Regions from separate parts of the Homo sapiens genome. Here region 2 is linked to region 1. The links are chromatin loops, found by intact Hi-C in ENCODE. Cell type or tissue: K562. All regions are shown on one strand. Each heading gives the region's core, and the rest is flanking DNA. Links, peaks and the distances in the headings are about the cores only. Region 1 has its middle 120 kb from the start of TSPAN5-DT. Region 2 overlaps LOC105377343 (a long non-coding RNA gene).

Region 1 (5,388 bases), core at 89-5,088:
TCATAGGATCTCTGGTATATTATTAAATAGGTACGGTGATATTGGGTATTTTGTCCTTCTGATTTTAATGAAATAATTTTTATTTTTCATGATTACGTATAATGTTTTGGTGAGTTTGGGTAGAAACATTTATCAGGTTAAGATAGTTTCTTCTATTACTACTTTTCTAAATGGTTTTTATTGGAAGGTATGCTCAATTTTATCTAGTGCTCTTAAAATTAGATATCGAGATGATCATATGGTTTTTTCTTACAAAATATTAATGTGGAAAATTAAAGTAATAGGTTTTTATCAGACTTATATACATGAACATGGTTTCAAGTAAAATAGTTCTATTACTGTCTTAGTTCATTTTCTGTTCCTATGACAAAATGCCCAAAACTGGGTAATTTATAAAGGAAAGAGATGATGTATTTAGTTCACTATTCTGGAGGTTGGGACATCCAAGATGGGCAGCCACATCTAGTGAGGGCCTCGTGCAGCATCAGAACATGGGGGAGAAAAGGAAGGGAACGTGGGGCATGCAAAGACCAAATATGAGGCAGCCTCGCTTCATAACGACCTGCTCTCGCAATACCCAATCCAGTCCTGCAAGAACGAGAGCTCACTCCCTGGAGAAAGGCTTTGATCTCTCTTAATGATCTAATCACCTCTTAAAGGCACCACTTCTTAACACTGGCTCCACTGGGGGCCAAACCCAAACATGAGTTTTGGTGGGGACAGACCCGACTCAGATGGACCCATACATCATTTTCCATTCTCACCAGGAAGGTATGAGAGTCTAGTTGCTCTACTTTCTCATCCACTCTTGGTGTTTTTATATTTCACTTTACCCATTCTATTAGGTATGAAGTGGCATCTCATGATATACAAAACTGTGAGCTCTACAGTTTCTGCTGGGAGAAAAACTAACAAAATCAACTAGTGTAGGGTGAGTCACACCACGATATTTGTAAACTGGTAGATGAATCAACTTGCGTAACAGCTCAGTCCAAAGTCAACACTAACACAGAGCTTCCGAAACTGTTGTGACTGTTCCAAGGGCTTTGTGAATCCATTAGCTGGAAACTGTATCTGTAGTAATTTGTGAATCAATTGTTTGTCAACTAAATTAATAAAATTATAATTTTATGTGGGTCCTAAGTTTTTTTAAACGTTAGAAAGGGTTTCTTATGGTGGCTAAGAACACAGGCCAAGGCCTGGGTTTTCCCTGCAGTAATAACTGTTAACAAGGTTTTGTATTAAATCATATTATGTGAGAGGTTTAGGGCTTATTTATTCATTATTCAAAAAGCATTGCTTGCCACCTAAGTGCCACACATTGTGCTAGGAGCTTTCACACGAAAAAAGAGACGGTACTATTACAAACCTTACTGCTGGCAGGGTGGGGGTGCCTGACTTCTGTCTTTGGAGTCAGGGCCCACCCAACAGGAATGAAGAGGCTGATGCTACGTCCAGATTGGAATGAACGCAGTTGTTACCTGGAGGAGCCAACCAATCACAGGCAACGTGCAAGTACCTGGCACAGGAAACTAAATCTGTGCTTAGTCCTCAGAGAAAGATACTCAGTAACAGATCCAGGATGAGCGGGTTGGCCATGGAAGGAGGGCAAGGTAGGAAGTCCAGCCCTGGGAAGGCCCACAGCAGGACATTGACAGCAAGAATTGCAGAAGAGAAGGGCTTTAGGACCTAGGCTGGGAGCACAGCTGGGGTGTGGAGTTTGTCTGAGTGGACCCAGGCAGAACAACAGGCTTAAAGTCTCAGGGCCTCACACGACAAATATGTGTGCACGAGGGAAATTGGACAGAGACCATAATAAATAATTACAGCTGTGTGAGAACTGAGATCAGATTGCCAAGGGAATGTAGAGAAGGAATTAAGGAAGGGAAGTCAGGGAAGGTGTAGGGGAGAAGAGGTTTGAACTGGTTCTTGAAGAAGAGTATCTGCCAGAGAGGGGTTTAGAAGGACATTCTAGGAAAAGGGAGCATATTGCAAAGCCATGATGTCACGAGGGAATAGGATATGTTTCAGAAACAGAGAGCAGTCTGGTGTGGCAGACACATATTGTTTATGGGTACGAGAAGAGGCTGGAAGGTACCCAGTGTCAGGCTGGACAGTCGTGACGGGAAGCGAGTTTGGGCTGTATCCTTAAGAGTCTTGGTCTGGGGAGAGATGTGCTGAGAGCTGGGCTGCAGACATTGATCTAGCTAGTCCTACTCAGACCAGTGAGGCAGACAGGGCTGCATCTGGGAAGAACATGCCAGCACTCAGCAAAGGCATTTTATTGTCAGCTTCTCCCTCCCCTTAGCCATAGCTTGGGGGGCCTTTCCTTAGTCCCTCCTCCCCTCCATTTGTGCAGCTCCTTTTTCCATGCAGGTCACTGCCTTGACAGAGGTGGGCATGCCTACAGTGCCCAGGCCTCTGAGGAATGCCCTAGTATAGGCCACCCACCAAGAGTAACACTGATGCCTCCAAGATATGGAACAGCTGCAGCCTGGGTTATGGCTGTGAGCCCTGCCAAAGTGCACATGGAGGGAAGCTTGTGTGTCCCTCTGTGCCAGTCCAACAACTCCACTCACATGCCGTGCATCGAAGAATCTTCCTGGTGAGTATGTGTGTGTGTGTGTGTGTGTGTGTGTGTGTGTGTGTATGTGTTTTCATGATGTCTTTTTTTGGGTTGGAAGAGAGACGCCTTGCTCTCTCTCAGAAATTCTGTGAATGGTCATTTTACTCAGAATTTCCAGCATGTAAGATAGAAGCTCTCCAGGGTTATCTCTGGTCAGGGATCAAACAGCTGCTCTCCACTGTCTCAGCAGAATAAAATGCTTCTACCAAAGCAAAGCTGACGCAGACATACAAAACAGATAAGCGTGAGATCTGGGCTGTGGGAGGCATGGTTATCTGGAACACTTTTCCTTACCCAGGAGAGAAGCATTTGTCTGAGGAGTACTGTAACCATGTACTTTCAGATAACAAAATTTCCTAGGGAATCCCTCATATCAGCAGTGACTGTATCCCTTGGACTTACTCTTAAAATCCAGTACATATTTCTTTGCCTTATATGGCTAAGACGAAGTGTATGAGTGTCGGGGAAGGGGAGGATTTGAGAAGAGCTTCTTCAAATGTATGTCCTAGCCTCTGCCCTTAGCAAAGAAAAAGGAAGAGCTACAAAAGTTGTGGAAGGGAATAAATTACCTTGCAGTGGGTGGGAATAAATTACCTTGCAGTGGGTAGGCATAGTCGAGGTATAACTTGATGGCCTAAAAGGCCACTTCCCTGCCTTCCTCCAAAAGGAACCCCTTCCTCAGTAGTATTGCCTTTGATTCCCTCATTAATGACTCCTTGAGGCCAACGCAGTAGTTTTCAATCTGGGACACGTGGAATTCCAGGGGTCTGGGGCAAGCCAGGGTGGGCATGGAGGGTGTTCTACCCCTTCTCCCCATCCTTTAAATGGGGGTGCTCTCACCTTCTCCATGGTACATATCACACTTCCCTTTGAGATTTCTTCTGCAAGTTTTCTTCTTCTTAGTAGGTGTGATGGTTAATTGTATGTGTCAGGTTGGTGAGGCCACGGTACCCAGATATTTGGTCAAATACTAGTCTCGATGATGCAGCAAAGGTGTTTTTTAGATGAGATTAACATTTAAATCAGTATATTTTGAGTAATGCAGATTATCCTCCATAACATGGGTGGGCCTTATCCAATCAGTTGAAGACCTTAAGAGAAATTGGTCTCCCAGAAAGAAGGAATTCTGTCTCCAGGCTGTCTTCAGACTCGAGTTGTAATGTTAATTCTGCCCTGAGTCTCCAGCTTGATGGCCTGCCCTGCAGATTTTGTACTTGCCAGCCTCCATTATCATGTGAGCCAATACCCTAAAATAAATGACTGTCTCCCTCTCTTACTCTCACTCTCTCTCTCTCCATCCTATTTGTGCTGTTCCTCTAGAGAACCCTGACTAACACAGTAAGTTTATTAAATTTAGTGGTATGAGTGAAGCAATTTGGAAAATATTTTAGATGCAATACAGAATTAAGCAAAAGAAGAATAAATGTATCCAGGTTGCTTGGTTTTCACTATGGAAGAGGGGCCACACCAATACAGAATGAGGCACAGCAAGAAAGAGCTCTATGGGAATGGATGGGAATTGGAGATAGGATGCAAACTCAGGATTTCTAAAATGTGTACATGTATGTGCATGTACATGTTTATGTTCTTCTGTGTGTACGTGTGTGTATAAGTGGATATACATGCTGATGTTTCCTAGATCTCTCTGCTGAAAGCACAAAAAGCAAAGACATCCCAGTGGCAGTGAGTCTACCTAATGCCCAGATGTAGTCTCTAATATTCCCCACAAAAAGGGACCAGGACTACTCAGAGTAATGGCAGATTCCAAGGCAGAGGCAGGATAGGTGCCAGATGAGCCTGGAAAATCTTGTTAGACCAGAAAGTAAAGTATGCACAAAAATAACAGAATATATTACAAGGACTTGGGAGACACCTTGAAGGGGTTCCACTGTCCAAATTGGGTAAATTGAAATACTAGTACAAAACTAAATTTTAAACCGTGGAATAATAGAAACACATGGATCCATATCGATAATTTTTAAAAAACATAAATAGTGGAGACAGGAGGGCTGTCGCTTACAGTGGAATGCTGAGGGCTAAACGTTCAGTGTGGAGAGAGTGCTGGAGAGGCAAATCATCATTTTGCAGCCATAGAATAAAGATGAAGTCAGCAAAACACACCAACAGATGCTAAATCCAGGGGGAGATTTTGAAGAGGAGCAGCATACTTGCATGGTCTTAAAGCATCTCCCCACAGACTGCTTATTAGTTCAAAGGAGAAAAAACAAACAGTAGTTATTCAGTGGATATCAAAATTACCTTTACCAGTGAAGGATGGATGGATGACATGTACCTCCTGGTGTGATGCCCCATGAAGGACACAGCCTTGCCTCTGTAGCATGATGACCAAAAATGCACAGCCTGAGACACCAGGAAACACCAGAGAGACACAAATGAAGACTGTTGTTTTTTTAAAAAGAAGAGTGCATGTGTGGGAGGGGGGCACTCTGCTGTTCCAAAATGTCAATGTCACTCTGGCGGGGGATGTTAATAATGGGGCGCTTTGCATGTGAGGGGGAAGGTGGTATATGGGCGATCTCTATACCTTCCTCTCAATTTTGCTGTGAACCTAAAGCTAATCTAAAAAAAAAGTATTTTAAAAAAATAGTCAATGTCATAAAAGACAAGGAAAGCCTGTGAAAATGTTTTGGAATAAAAAAAACTAAAAGAGTATGACAACTAAATGCAATCACTGACCGTAGACTGAATCCTATACCAGAAGAGAAAGGAACGCTGTAGAGAACATTATTAGATCAACTGAC
Region 2 (5,388 bases), core at 71-5,070, 59 kb after region 1:
CATGGTGGCTCACGCCTGTAATCCCAGCACTTGGGAGGCTGAGGCAGAAGGATCACCTGAGGTCAGGAGTTCGAGACCAGCCTGACCAACTGGTGAAACCCCATCTCTACTAAAATACAAAAATTAGCCGGGCGTGGTGGTGGGTGCCTATAATCCCAGCTACTCGGGAGGCTAGGCAGGAGAATCACTTGAACCTGGGAGGTGGAGGTTGCAGTGAGCTGAGATTGTGCCATTGCACTCCAGCCTGGGCAGCAGAGCAAGATTCCATCTCAAAATAAATAAATAAAACTTGAAGGCCGGGCGTAGTGGCTCACGCCTGTAATCCCAGTGCTTTGGGAGGCTGAGGCGGGTGGATCACCTGAGGTCAGGAGTTCGAGACCAGCCTGACCAACATGGAGAAACCCCGTCTCTACTAAAACTACAAAATTAGCCAGGCACAGTAGCGCGTGCCTGTAATCCCAGCTACTCGGGAGGCTGAGGCAGGAGAATGGTTTGAACCTGGGAGGCAGAGCTCGTGGTGAGCCAAGATCGTGCCATTGTACTCCAGCCTGGGCAACAAGAGCAAAACTCTGCCTCAAAAAAAAAAAAAAAAAAAAAAAAAAAAAAAAAAAAAAAAAAACTTGAAGGTTAAGTGTGTGCATATATAAGGAAGAAGGGAGGCTTGTGATTGGTGAATGATGTGAGGAAGTTGCTTTTTCCACAGGCTGTTATTCAAATTTTACGTTTGCATGTATGAAAAGTTGAGACAAAGATGTGAGCTTCTAAATAACACACTGAAGCCCTCTCTGAGAATCAAGTTTTACAAATTAGACAGTATGAACTTGGATACCTTGTGTCAGAGATTATTTTGGGCATGTGTCTGACAACTGATATTTGGAGTACAAAATAATACACTGTACAACATAAGTTCTCCACAAAATATGTTCATTCTTATTTAGTAATCTCTAACACCTTTAAAGGAATTTTTCATCTAGAATTTTAAAAGGTAATTTTAAAAACATTAATTTTAAAAAATACTCCTTTTAAAATTTTTGAAATAATTTTTATGTAGCATTGGTGTCCCATATCAGAATAGAATTAGTCATGCATTTCCCATTAGTTTGGAATATTGTGAGGTGGTTAATTTTAGTGTTCCCGGATGACTTCCATTACTCCCTTAAAACAGGCCTTAGTGATCCATGTCATACAATGAGTTAAACACACACACACACACACACACACACTTCTAATTTAATAGCTCTTTATCTTGAAAAAAAATTAAAGAAATCCATCTCCAAATTATCCCACATAGAAATCCTGTGATGATTAGGGAACAGAATTTTCGAGTGGTCTTCATTTAAATAATGACAGAAATGGTTGGGGACAGTGGCTGTGTGCTCAGCACTGTGCTGAAATTAAAATAATACTAGGTGAGTGCAAAAGTAATTGTGGTTTTTGCATTGTTAAAATTTGCCATTTGATATTGGAATACATTCTTAAATAAATGTGGTTATGTTATACATCATTTTAATGGGTATTTCTCACTTTTTTGGCTAATAACATTACTTTCTGTTTATGTTTATTTTAGACTACAGAAATGATGTTAGACAAAAAGCAATTTTCTTCGTTGAGTTCAAAATGGGTCGTAAAGCAGAGGAGACAACTTGCAACATCAACAGTGCATCTGGCCCAGAACTGCTAATGAACGTACAGTGCAGTGGTGGTTCCAGAAGTTTATGCAACAACAATGAACCATTTCTCGATTGGATTGTGACATGTGACAAAAAGTGGATTTTATACAACAACCAGCAATGACCAGCTCAGTGGCTGGACCAAGAAAAAGCTCCAAAGCACTTCCCAAAGCCAAAATTGCACCAAAAAAAGGTCATGGTCACTGTTTGGTGGTCTGCTGCCAGTCTGATCCACTACAGCTTTCTGAAACCCAGTGAAACCATTACATCTGAGAAGTATGCTCAGCAAATCGGTGAGGTGCACTGAAAACTGCAAAGCCTGCAGCCAGCATTGGTCAATAGAAAGGGCCTAATTCTTCTTCACAACAATGCCTGACTGCACATTGCACAACCAACGCTTCAAAAGTTGGACGAATTATGCTACGAAATTTGGCCTCATCTGCCAACCAAGCATTTGTCAAATCTTGAAGCAAGGATCTTTATACTACAGGAATAAACAAACATTTCTCACTGACAAAAATGTGTTGATTGTAATGGTTCCCATTTTCATTAATAAAGATGTTTAAGCCTAGTTATAATGATTTAAAATTCAGTCTGAAACCACAATTACTTTTGCACCAACCTAGTTTATTCAAAAAATTTGCAATTTAATATATGACCCTTTTGTCTTTTACCTTTTTATGAGAGTATTTTTTCTCAATTTAAGATTATTTTTAAGTTACAGAGAAAAAAATCACATGTTAAATTTTTACAGCCTAAGGCTATTTCTCTCTATTCATGGCGTACACCACACCTTCATAATCCTGTCCTTGTTTCTCTAAGCTTCTGTTGTAGGCACAATTCTAAGATGGTCACCATGGTCTCTGCCCCCTGGTGTTTCTCCCATGATTATATTAGTTACATGGCAAAAGTATTTTGCAGATGTAATTAAGGTTACTAATCATGTGATCTTAAAATAGAGAGATAGAGAACTTTGGTTGGTGTAATTTAATCATATGAGCCCTATAAAAACAGATTTTTCTCTAGCTGGTAGTAGAGCTGGAAGTCAGAGAGATTCCAAGTGTCAGAAACATTTGACATGTCATTGCTGGCTTTGGAAGTGCAGGAAACCACGTGGTGAGAAATATTAACAGCTTCCAGGAGCTGAGAGCAGTCCCTGCCGGACAGCAAGCAAGGAAACAGGAAGTGCGATCCTTCAACCACGAAGAGCTAAGCACTGCCAACAACCTAAAGGAGCTTGGAAAAGGATTGTCCCCTACTCCCCCTAGGTAAAAGCCCAGTCCAGCCTATACATGACTTTAAAAATGTGTTAAGAAAAGTTCTAATTCTTATTATTTTTTTAAAAATCAAAAAGAGATATTGAAATTTTTTAAATGCTTGTATGCATCAACAGAGATAATCCTGTCATTCTCATTTCTTATCTATTAACCTGGTTAGCTGTTATTGTTTTCTTTGTGACTGTTCTTGTATTTCTGATATGATTCCAACTAGAGTATAGGCTATTACTGCATTAATGTGCTACTAGATTCTTTTTTTTTTTTTTTTTTTTAGACAGAGTTTTGCTCTTGTTGCCCAGGCGGGAGTGCAGTGATGCAATCTCGGCTCACCGCAACCTCTGCCTCCCAGGTTCAAGCGTTTCTCCTGCCTTGGCCTCCCAAGTAGCTGGGATTACAGGCATGCACTGCCACACCTGGCTAATTTTGTATTTTTAGTAGAGATGGGGTTTCTCCCTGTTGGTCAGGCTGGTCTTGAACTCCTGATGCCTGCCTCGGCCTCCCAAAGTGCTGGGATTACAGGTGTGAGCCACCATGCCCGGGCGTGCTACTAGATTCTAATTGTTAATATTTTAAAGTTTGTGCACTGATATGTGTACAATTACCCTGTAGCCTTGCTTTGTGATACTAGTTTTGTCAGGTATATTAACTGACACTTATATGCCCATCCCAACATGCTGATGCTTATCATTTGCATGGTATATCTCTTTCCATCCTTTTGTTTTTAATATATCTTTCATATTTAAAGTTCGTTTCTTGTGGATAGAATACATTGGAGTCAGTCTTGCTTTTTTAATCCATTCGATAATCTCTACCTTTTAATAGTTTAGTCCATTTATATTTATGCAGTTATTAATATGGTAGGATTTTGATCTACCAATGTAATTTTTAAAATATTTGACCCTTCCACTTTTTGTTGGGCTTTTCAATTTTTGCAGGACTTTTTTTGCCTATGTGGTGGGTGTGGGGTACTATCTTGTGGTTTTACTTTATATTTTCCTAAATACTGATAAGATTTAGCACCTTTTCACATGTTTGTGAACTATATGGGTATCTTCCTTGTAAAGTTGATTAGGTTTTTTGGCAATTTTTCTGTGAGTTTTCTTAACTTTTTCCTTCTTGATGCTGTAGAAGTGCTTTATATATTCTGGTTGGCTATATATGTTGCAATTTCCTTCTCCCACTCTATTGCTTGCCTTTTTACTATCTTAATGGTCTTTTTTTGAGAAATACAGGCTCATAATTTTAATGTAATCAAATTAATTTTTTCTTATTATTAATGCATTTTGTGCCATGGCCAAAGGCCACGAAGATGTTATCTTCTAAATATTTCATTGTTTGGCCTTTTATTTAGGTCTTTGATATGGTTTGGCTGTGTCCCCACCCAAATCTCAACTTGAATTGTATCTCCCAAAATTCCCATGTTGTAGGAGGAACCCAGGGGGAGGTAATTGAATCATGGGGGCTGGTCTTTCCTGTGTTATTCTCATGGTAGTTAATAAGTCTCATGAGATCCGATGGATTTATGAGGGGTTTCCACTTTTGCTTCTTCCTCATTTTCTCTTGCCACTGCCATATAAGAAGCACCTTTTGCCTCCCGCCATGATTCTGAGGCCTCCCCAGCCATGTGGAACTGTAAGTCCAATTAAACCTCTTTTTCTTCCCAGTCTCAGGTATGTCTTTATCAGCAGTGTGAAAATGGACTAATACAGTAAACTGGTACCAGTAGAGCGGGGTGTTGCTGAAAAGATACCCGAAAACATGGAAGCGACTTTGGAACTGGGTAACAGGCAGAGGTTGGAACAGTTTCGAGGACTCAGAAGAAGACAGGAAAATGTGGGAAAGTTTAGAACCTCCTAGAGACTTGTTGAATGGCTTTGACAAAAATGCTGATAGTGATATCAACAATAGGACCAGGCTGAGGTGGTTTCAGATGGAGATGAGGAACTTGTTGGGAAATGGAGTAAAGGTGACTCTTGTTATCTTTTAGTAAAGAGACTGGCAGCATTTTGCCCCTACCATAGAGATTTGTGGAACTTCGAACTTGAGAGAGATGATTTAGGGTATCCAGCAGAAGAAATTTCTAAGCACCACAGCTTTCAAGAGATGACTTGGATGCTGTTAAAAGCATTCCATTTTAAAAGGAAAACAGAAGATAAAAGTTTGGAAAATTTGCAGTCTGATGATGCAGTAGAAAAGAAAAATCCATTTTGGGGGGAGAAATTCAAGCCAGCTGCAGGAATTTGCATAAATAGCAAGGAGCCTAATGTTAATCCCCAAGATCATAGGGAAAATGTCTCCAGGCCATGTCAGAGACCTTCACAGCAGCCCCTCCCATCACAGGCCTGGAGGCTCAGGAGGAAAAACTGGGCCCAGGGTCCCTGTGCTGTGTGCAGCCTAGGGACTTGGTGTCCTGTGCCCCAGCCACTCCAGCCATGGCTGAA

The links. Peaks named below come from ENCODE experiments on the same cell type or tissue, not always from the same donor. Only the 100,000 strongest peaks of a DNase experiment are listed, where the experiment ranks them.
Region 2: a loop joins it to region 1, with 2.1 times the contacts of the local background. A loop is called at or near these places in 1 of 110 quality-filtered maps.

What each region holds. Positions count from the first base shown.
Region 1 is chr4:98,777,426-98,782,813 of GRCh38, forward strand. No RefSeq gene overlaps it. Among named protein-coding and RNA genes, the nearest start is that of TSPAN5-DT, 120 kb to the left of the region's middle. In K562, for the core only: no CTCF peak of the experiment used is centred there; a DNase peak (open chromatin) is centred at 2,866.
Region 2 is chr4:98,836,672-98,842,059 of GRCh38, forward strand. The region is part of intron 2 of LOC105377343 (a long non-coding RNA gene); the gene reads right to left. Among named protein-coding and RNA genes, the nearest start is that of EIF4E, 90 kb to the right of the region's middle. In K562, for the core only: a CTCF peak has its summit at 2,851; a DNase peak (open chromatin) is centred at 2,840.